Linked DNA regions of Homo sapiens: region 2 is linked to region 1. The links are chromatin contacts, found by Hi-C or POLR2A ChIA-PET in ENCODE. All regions are on one chromosome and are shown on one strand. Each heading gives the region's core, a stretch centred on a gene start or an enhancer-like site at or near the end of the contact. The rest is flanking DNA. Distances are from core to core; before and after follow the strand shown. Region 1 has its middle 280 kb from the start of RUNX1. Region 2 has its middle 210 kb from the start of RUNX1.

What was found. A loop is a pair of places that touch in the nucleus more often than their neighbours do. ChIA-PET counts read pairs that join two places held with the same protein, here RNA polymerase II (POLR2A). Pooled maps may share reads with other maps.
Region 2: a loop to region 1 is called in a map of ascending aorta, with 5 times the contacts of the local background. The contact joins two enhancer-like sites. A Hi-C loop is called at or near these places in 3 of 168 maps with a recorded cell type or tissue (ascending aorta, prostate gland and sigmoid colon) and 10 of 50 pooled maps. POLR2A ChIA-PET finds 5 or more read pairs at or near these places in 1 of 52 experiments (activated CD4-positive, alpha-beta T cell).

The regions. Positions count from the first base shown.
Region 1 is chr21:35,322,003-35,327,031 of GRCh38, forward strand. No RefSeq gene overlaps it. Among named protein-coding and RNA genes, the nearest start is that of RUNX1, 280 kb to the left of the region's middle. Within about 2 kb of position 2,604, at least 13 of the 41 ENCODE cell types and tissues checked have a DNase peak (open chromatin) inside an H3K27ac peak, as active enhancers do; they include ascending aorta, prostate gland and sigmoid colon, where a contact is called at or near this core.
Region 2 is chr21:35,254,073-35,259,101 of GRCh38, forward strand. No RefSeq gene overlaps it. Among named protein-coding and RNA genes, the nearest start is that of RUNX1, 210 kb to the left of the region's middle. Within about 2 kb of position 2,544, at least 29 of the 41 ENCODE cell types and tissues checked have a DNase peak (open chromatin) inside an H3K27ac peak, as active enhancers do; they include ascending aorta, prostate gland and sigmoid colon, where a contact is called at or near this core.

The DNA of each region.
Region 1 (5,029 bases), core at 1,354-3,853:
GTCTCTTTGTTCTGCAATTGAGTCTGGTTTCTCCAAGAAGTCCTCAAACATCTCTCCTTAAGTTCAAAATGTCTCCTTGAAAATAAAACCTAACTGGTCTGAGACATTATTTGGGATTTCTAGTTCAAAATGTGAGAAATGACTCCTACTGCCAGGATAAAGGCACAAGTACATTTGTCCATCTCTGCCACCCTTTCCACCCCCAGCCCTACATGCCCCACTCCTACCTTCAGCCGGGTCACTTGTAACCTCTGACTGGGGAGGGTCATCTCTATTTTCAAAAATATCCAGAGAAGACTCAAGAACGTTCCTTGATATCTCCACTCTCTCATGCAATGATCCTCAACAGCAACACAAACTTCTTATACCCCAAAACACTCAGACCACTTTTGAGAGCTCTTCCTCTCTTTCATCTCTCCCAATCAATCAACGATGGATCATTTGCCACCATTCTTCTGATAGTCACAATTTGATTAACTCAAAGGCGTTTTACAGTTGTGTTTATAGTTCTGCTTCCATGAACTCTCTCCTGCAGTTGCTTAACTAATCTTTCCCTGCCCCAGACTTTGTCTAGTCCAGTGTATACTGCAAAGTATTGCCAGTCTAATCTCTCTATGACAGTTCTGATCAAGCCACTCCCCAACCCATCCCACTCCAAACACCCTACCCCCATCAAAGGTATATGGCTGGTAAGTGACCTGAGCGAGATCTCTCTAGGAGACCCACTGATACTCATGCCTTACGCCGAGCTCTCGGAATTTTCCGAGCATCTCTTTTGCTCTCTGGTGTCTCCACCATTCACCTCTTAAGACTCTCTCAACCCAGCAGGCTACCCTCCGTTCGCATTTCTACCTGTCAAGATCCTATCCATTCACTGAGCGTCACAGGAGAATTGTAGTTTATTACATAGGGTCCTTGGCCTACTTGCTCATAGTAGGTCTAGCTGGGAAGAGAGACATAAACACAGACATTTGAATGCATACAGTGCTTTGGGGGCTGCTAAGGGGACAGAGCATAGGAGCCCTTAGCCTTTGTAGAGATGACATTTAAACAGCTTCTTGCTGGGCAGGAAAAAGTTGGCCATATAAAGAAGTTGGTGGAAGGGTATTGCAGATAAAGGGAACCACATCAGCAAAGGAAACTAAAAAGTGTTCATTAGAGAACATAGTATGCAGTCAAGACGGGCCCAAGCCATTATCAAGAACTTCCCACATAGCAAGAAGGCTTGGCACCACACTCTTTGCTTGGCCTACCTTGTTTGACTCACCTCATACCCTGTAAGGTGGATACTGTTAGCATCGAAGCTGTTTTACAGATGAAGACACTGAGACACAAAGAAATGGAGTAACAGCCAGGTTCACACAGATAGCAAGTTAAGTGTGGAGCCCAGCTTTGAACCCAGGAATCTGACTACAAAAACTGAACTCTACATAGCTATTCCTCTTCAGCTGAGAATGCAGTTACAGAAAAAGGCCAAGGTGCCTTCAAAGTTCTGTAGTTAGTGGGTTCCAGGTGTGGCTTTGCATCAGTTACTTGTGCCACGGACACTTTCTCGGTTTTAGTTTCTTCATCTATAGCCGTGTTTCCCAACAGGGAGTGATTGTACCCTGCCCCCCGCCCCGGGGCACATTTGGCAATATCAGGATACATTTTGGATGGATATAGTGGAGGTGGGGTGGGGGAGCGCTATACAACCAGTGGGCAGAAGCCAAGGATGCTGCTCAACATTGTGCAATGGATAGCAACAGGGCCCCCACCACAAAGAATGATCTGACCCCAGTATCAACAGCACTGAGGCTGAGAACATCTGCTTTATGGAGGAGGCTTAAGACCCACACATGCACCCCACATCACTGACTATTCTAAGTGTTCCAGGAGCTAACGTGCACAAAACTCCCGTGGCAGAAACTATTGGCTGAAACTGCAAAGTTCCCAGGGGGACTCGATCCTCTTGGGTGGATCTTCTTCGAGTTTACTTCAATGACAAGATCCACGTCCTCCATGAACCCCGTGTTTTCTTCAAATAAAGTCCTGCAGGCCCACGTGGCTGCCTGGGCTGCTGGCAGCAGCCTCTTAGCTCCCGCTGCACTGGGTTTTCTCTTGGAGGTTGCACCCCTTGCCGTGACTGTGTTTCATCTCGCCTGTTCCTGGCATTGCCTCTGACAGCTGGACTTACTGAGAGACCAGGCCCCAGATGAAAATTCTCAGCACGGCCCCACCATGCTCCCTGGCCCAACCCAGGCTGGAGTAAGACAGTCAGACATTTCTTCTCTGCTTAGTATTCATCTTTCTTTCCCCAGTTATCTGTATTTACTTTGAAAATCATTTCCTCTGTTTTACTCGGTTTGCCTTTGAGCCCAATTGCCTGCTCAGTTCCCTGTCCCTTCTGTTTATTTCTACTTCTCATTTTTCCCATTGATCAGATGCCCTGGAAATATAGCAGGAACAGTGTGTTCCCTGTAATATTTGGTTACACTTAATATTTCTCAGCAAAATGTAGCCTTGGAACACCAAGCGGTAAAAATCCAGGCCTGCTCTGCTTACACTGGACATCGGCTTCAGCACAGGCTCCGATTCATTTCGGATCTATTCCCTCCTTAAAGGGGAGTCACACCCAGCCTACAGCAGGAAGGTGCCTCAGCAGGCGAACTGCCAAGCATGTGCACAGAAAGCTGTTTCCTCAAATAAGTGCACGGCTATAACACAGTAGGTGCTTGACTGAATAAAGATACGGCACCCTGTGAAAGTGCCAGATGAATATGCTGTCGAATCCCACAACTCTTCCGTAAACACAGTTTTTCTAGATCAGCCTTTGCCATCAGGGCTACTAATCCTAATTTTCCCTGATGCCACTTTATGATTATGTGACTCAAACTGAGAACTAATGAAACTCTTTCGTGCCACAGTCGTCCTTACAGGCCCCTTTGGTGAGCGGATGAAAGCTATGCAACTTTTCTCCAGAACTGCCTTGCCTGCCTCACAGAATATTCTGAATGTTCTGGGCACTAATGTGGATGAAACTCATTACTTAGGAATGCATTTGCCAGAGACTATTGGCTTAAACCGCAGTCTCTGAGGGGACCCAGTCCTCCTGGGTGGCTCTTCTCTGTGTTTGCTTCAGTGATAGAATCCTCTTTCTACATGAACCCTGTGTTTTCTTTAGAATACAATATTTAGTTAACCCTCAGCAGGGTCCCACCCACGAAACCCATGGTTTCAAACTTAAGAACCAGTCTCTACCTTCTTGGTTTAGAAAATACCACTAGGAAATACCGTGAGTGAAGCATTGTTTAGTTACGGTAACAGAAATCAACAGCAACACAACAACACAAACTCTTACTCAAACCCATCAACAGTTCCCACCCAAAGTTTCTCTTTGGGCATAAAGATATATTTTCTTGTGTGGCTTTAAAAAGCCAGGAATATGTATATGACAAAGAAAGACACTGAAAAGCAAGAGATGAGGAAACAAATTGAAAACCAAGGTTTTTGAGGAAGCGTATCCTCACCTCTCACCTAACGGAACAGGGTTAATAAGTGGCCCATCAGCACTGAGAAAGTTATAGGGGCAGCTCTGAACTAAAGTCTCAAATATAGTATGATGTGAACGTGACCATACACGCCCCAGGTAGAGTTCTGGCAGCAACCCGCTAGACCACAGACCCCTCGCAACAACCAGATCTTTGTCTTGGTCCTGTTCTCTTCCACTAGGTTGAAGAGTATTCAGTTCTGTGTATCTGTATCACTACCCCTACCCCAGCCTTCTAAGGAGGTGGGACACTTCATCTGCTGAGCCAGCAACTAGACCTTCATCATGACGTGTGGGGAGGGGGCTGATGGAGCTCCCAAGTTTTGCTCAGAAAAAGGGAGTGGGTAAGGGATGAATGGGAGAGAGAACCACTCAAGGTGAAAAGAGTGGAGGATGGGAAACCTGCATACAGAGACAGGAGCAAGGGAAGCCATGGAGAGGATTTCTTAAATTAAAGCTCCCCTTTACTTGGGCTTCTAGAAGCCTCCATGTCATTTAAAGTGATTAGAACTGGAGAGAGAAAGACACAAAGTGGCCAGATAGTCAAAATGTCAAATTCTTTTGAACTATGCCGTTATCTGCAACTGAGATATTTTCACTTCTGTGCTGCTTGGAGGATGCAGATAAAATCCACCCACTTTATCTGGTAAGAGGTCCCAGTCCTCTTCATGGCTGAAAAGAATCAGCACCATACACACGTGTGGATTTCTCTTCCTTTCCTCTCCATCTGAGCAAGGCAGGAACTCATGGTTTAAGCAAGAGAAAGAAACAAAGTGAGAAATGAAGAATCATGGGCAGTGTGGGGCAGGTGTGGAGGGATGCAGTTTATACACAGAGAAGATTTGCAGACCCAGGACCCAGGGTCAAGGAAGAGCACGTCTTTCCCCAGCTCTTCTGCCTCTCCACTCACCATGGCAGGGGAGAGATTTTCCACAGAGACGAGCCCATAATGGAGGCAATAACCCTCTCCAGCGCAGGACTCTGCACCTCCAAGGCACCCTTTCTGATCATCTCAGAGGGAGAAAAGCCAAGCCCTTTTCTTTTCACATCCTCCTGTCTTTCATCCCCTCTGTGCCTTGATTTCAAAGCCTTTCTGAAACAAATGTGAAGTTGAAAGGATAGATTTCAATTATTTTATTTTGTAAAGGTTAAAAAGGTTCTTGTAAATGACTGATGCAAATACTGGAAACCCAGTTAAAACAACTGGATACCAGATGGCAAAGGAGAGTGGTTTACTGTAAAGTGTTATGGAGTAGGAGCTCATTTACAAGAAGCAATTACACAAACAGCCCTGAGCATCCAAGATCCCATAAAAGAGTGGCTGGGGTGAAAGTGCAGGATTGGCTGAGCACGTATGATTTCCACATCCCAATGTGAACTGTGCAATTGTTATCTTACCTGTTGCCCTTCCACTGGGCTACGATTCTAAGTCTAGGCTGGCCTGCCAAGAAGCACAGTCACAGCCCTAAACAGAGATGCTTGCACTTTCTCCATCACTTA
Region 2 (5,029 bases), core at 1,294-3,793, 68 kb before region 1:
TTGAAATGGCAAATGCCTGGAGGGAGCTGCCGGCCACGGAGTCTGAATTACCTCATACCTTGAAATTAGCAGGGCCTCCTGATCAGGGAGTGGGAGCAAAACATTTTTTTTCTTTTATTAGTAAGTCCCATTAACTCTGGTTCTAGCTTTCGGTACTCCCTGCCTTTCGTAAGGAGTGTCACCCTCACAATGACACAATGTTCTGCCTGTTTGCATTACTAAACACAGGAGGTGCAATGGGGAAGCAGGCTGCTCATAAAAATGAGTTCAGACGCTTGCTACAGACGTGACAAATACCAAGCTGATTTTTATGCAGGGAATCCTGTCTCATTTTATGTGAAAATAAGGTAATAAGACAAAAGGAGCTATAGGACTCCAATTTTAGCTTTTTTAAAAAAAACAACATAGCCATACTGATATCCTATGAATCACTACCCCTGCAGTGGAGTCATTTTTTACGGGGTGTGTGTGTGTGTGTGCGTGTGTGTGCTTGTGTGTGTGTAGGGAGAGAGAGATCCCTCTCTACCCATTAGTATAAAAGTTGGATTTCTCAACAGCTTGACAATACTGGAAACGTCTCGTCAGTGGTTACTCCATCATGATAAGTATTATTGTGTGATATTTTTTTTCTTAACAGAATGAAAACAGATGTCATTTGATATTAATGCCTAACCCCAAGTCAATGGTAACAATTTAAGAAGATACTTGAAGAAAAGAAATGAAACTGTAAATAGAATTGTTATAAAGTAAAAACTTCAGGAGTTTATTTCATCTTTTAAGAAAAATCAGTTCCATTTCTTTCTCTCTCTAGAGAGGTAGACAAACACACACAGAAATTCTTTCTCACTTGGAAAGGGTAGCGCCATTTAACTACTGTAGTCATGAGATGGTGAGGGTGGTAGCCAGGAATGGCCCTAAGTGATCAGCAGGATCAGGGAGAGAAAAAAAGCACCCTGTGAGAATGCTGAAGGGTTTGGGAAGTGTTTCTAACATTTCACCAGTCGTTTTTACTTAGCAGCTTTAGATTTTAGATTAAAACAGAGGAGAGATGAGGAAGGCAGACACCAAGATGGGGAATAACAGGGCAGGAGCAACAGAAACAAACAGACACATTCTCAAAACCCATTTGTTTCTGTTACTGGGGCTATTCTCATTCCTTTCTCTTTATACCCCATTGATACCCCGATGTCCTCTTCATTTTCCCCAGTTGTAGAATTTCAGTTGGCCTCTGACGCCATGAGAAGAAACGAACTCAGTCCAGGCCAATGCAAACGTTTTCCTACAACTCTCTCCCACTTTCCCAAACCCTCCTCCCCCAGCAGTGTCTTCTAATGGCTTCTGTACTCTTGATTTAAATCGCCCTAAATCCCATCCTCTCTTCTACTTGATCCTAATGACTAATCTGTTCTGCCAAGAAGAGATGACACTTCTTGTCAGCCCTTGCCTTCCTGTGGTCAAAATTAATTCGTTCACCCAACATTCATTAAGCACCTACCATGAGGTAGACAGTGGCAGGCAACGCCATCACAATCTCTGCCCTTGAGAAACCGCCACAACTACAGTGCTCTATCATTCTATACGAATGCAGACGGCACAATCATTCTCTTTTGAACCTAGAATATATATTTTCAAAGGTTCAGATCTAAAAAATTGTTTAATGAATTAAAGTACCTAGCAAACTCTCCTGGTCAAAAATAGCCATTTAATTTACCAAACTCTATTTAATGCAAGGATTTTATTCTTGGGAAAGGAAACTAATTCCTTTTCTATTGTGGCTTTCAGCCTGGTCTGACTATCAGAATTAGGTTTTGGATCTAATCACAAAATTAACTTGATGATAGCAAACACAAATCGTCAAATCAGATTTTTCTACCAAATAAATGCAATGGAAACAAGATCTCTCCTATCTACGGAAACCATGATCTCATGCTAGAATTTTAGGGAAATAAAGCTTGAACCCTAATGACTATTCATATCAGGAAATATTATTTCTTGTTTGTTGAAATGTCTACCTGTAAGGAACAAATCTAAGATACTTGCCTTTAAAAAGTTTAAAAAATAATTTGAAGAAAAAAAAAGGAAAATAGGTCTTGTGTCAGTGTTGAGTTAGTTCAGGTAATTATGTTTCTTTCTCCTAAAATAATCATATTTTGTAATTAAAAAACTCACAACAGCCTTTCATCGTATTTTTATACATTCCCTTCTGTGTTATTGAGAAACTTGTATAAGCTCACAAAATATAAGTATGCTCTGCTTCTCATGTATTTTTTCCTTTGGATGGTTTTGATTTGTTTTTATTGTTGCTCCATTGAGTAACTTTATAACACCATAACATTTTGTAGAAAAGGATTCCTAGATGAATGAAACCTTTCTGAAATCCTAAAAATCTTACCTTTGCCAAGCTAGCCTTACTGGCATGAAGCCTGCTCCACTTCCTGGTTCTGACCAATAATTTTCTATGCGAACGTCATCATCAAAGCTTGCAGGACAACTTGTGTGGAGCATTTCCAGATACCCGTCCTCCCCTCTGTTATTTCAGTCAACAGCTGCTCAGCCTGTTCTTCCCATCACCGTTCATGATTGCGTTAGACAAAAATCCACCTTTAAATAAACTGTGAAAACTGAGAACGGCAAAGCAACCAGTGGCAACTAAGAGGCACTCTGCTGTTATCAACCTCAGCTCACAGTCTTGGGCGCATGCCCAGCAGGACTAAATTCTCTATACAGCAAGGGAGAGTTTCAGCTGACCTGCTGTGAATGCCCCAAGTGAGTCACTGCCGTTAACTCCATCAGTGCCACTTGCTGTCTACTTGGACATTTCTGAACAGCTGCTTGGCTCTAATGTCGACCTCTAACTGGAAATATGGCCTCGTCTGACTCAGTTTCAGAAGAGAAAAAGGGGGAGGCAGAAGGGAGGAGAGAAAACACACATGCCCACTCTCAATCCAGATTGACAACTTTGTTTTTTTCTCATTGATTGTGGTAGAAATAATTGTTGATGAGGTGGAAATACTAAACCCAGTTTGTCATAGTTTCTCTATTTTGTCTCTTAATATATTCCTCATGAAGTTGGATTGGGATCTTCTACTGAAATTATACGCTGCTGTGGAAATTCACAGTCCTTAAGAGCTCACCCCATTTCCATATTTTGTTTTTAACATATCCACTGAATTTTCCAAACACAAAAGTGAATATTTCTTTTATTCTAAAAATGTTGTTCATAATATTGAGAATCCATTTAGAATCAATCAACATTTTTGGAGTACTTGTTAGAACAGACTTCTGGGGTAGACATTAAAAAGGATTCTGAGAAATATCAGACATGCTTCCTGGATTCAAGAATTTATAATAAAATGAAGAGAAAAGGCCTTGTTCAAACAGATGGCCCAGGAACAAGATGAGACAGTGTGCACAGAAGTGTCACATGCCTGCTACAGCTACTAGAATCTGTGAGAGCTCAGAGAAAGGCTCTGGGCTGGTGGCTTTAAATCCAGAATGATGGTAACTGATACTAACAACTGAAGTGAAATTGACTTCATAAACATGGACGATGTGTCATAGCTGGGCATGCAGCCCAAGTGTCTAAGTTGAAGACTGAAAAATGCTCACATGGCCTCAGTATTTCATTTCAGCAAAAATCCGTGATTTATATGTGTATTGTTGTATGCACAGGCACATGTACACATGTTTTTAAACTCTTATATTGCCAGAGACACTGAGGAATTGATCATGTACTTATTCTCCTGGGATCATTTACTATTGTGTGGACAGTGAACAAGCACCAAGCCGGGTTTCTGGAGTTTAACCCAAAGAAAGACAAATAGATGAAATAGCATAAGGCTTCTTCCATTTTGAAGGTATCTTCTACCTGCTGTTTTTATTTCTTGAAAGGAGATTTCAGAGGAGAATAAAGATAGGTTAATTCTTAGTTTTATGATGATAATAATATAACTATAGATTTTCTAACAGCATTTCAGCATTTGTAAAGATTTTTCTTGAACAGTAAACAGAGGAATGTTATTCCATGATCATTGGTGCTTTGAGTTAATTTAGCTCTCTGCATTATTTACTCCACTTGACTGCAGTTTGAAGTTGAAGAGAGCATGGTCTCCGGTGCTTGGATAATGCTTCCTATGGAATATGTGAGTAGACTTAGTTACTCTTAAAGTCATCAAATGAGATTGGACCACAAATATAATACAAAAAATAATCTCAAGGTTTTAATCCTGAAAAGCTTGCAAATATTAGAAAACAATGGATCCAAAGGAAATGCCTTGATTTGGGGCCCTAAAACCAACTAGTAGTTTTCAGCATAATTTTCCAATTCATATCTAAGGCTGCTTGAATAATTAATAAACTATCATCGGTTTTCCCAAGTCACCAAAATCACACTTAGTTGTGAGTGCGATGTAACCAGATTTTGGTATAATCAAGTCTGCCTTAGACCTTATCTACAGGCTTGATGGAACAAAAGGGTTTTTCTCCAAATGGAGAGACAAGTCAGAAAGGGAATCCTCTCTGAAGGGAAGTAAGAATTGCGTGGGGAATACATACCATGGTCGAAATTACAAGTTGATTCATGAGCAGTCTTGCTTTAATACCATGGTGCGGTGATGAACGCAGAAACAGGCAGTGAAACAAAAATGATAAATAAGGTAAACAGATTCTATGGGAAAATGAATGACGACGATAATTCATTCTATGGAGGTGAGAGGATGCTGAGAGGAATTCCCAAAGAAAACAGTTGAGCTGGTTCTGAGTATGCCTTTAGCAGGCTGCCTTGGGCAAAAAGTGAGAGGGAATTTCAACCAGTAAGTGCAATATTTATTCAAGAAGTATTTATTGAAATGTCTATTATGTGCCAGGTAGTATTCTGAATAATGGGGATATCATTTTGAATACTCGGGATATCATTTTGAAAAAAACCAAGTTCCTAATTCATGATGCCTATATCCCCACAGGGAAGGCACAGAGTAAAATCAAATTAATGAATGAAAAAGTAAGTAAATAGATAAATGAAAAATAAATG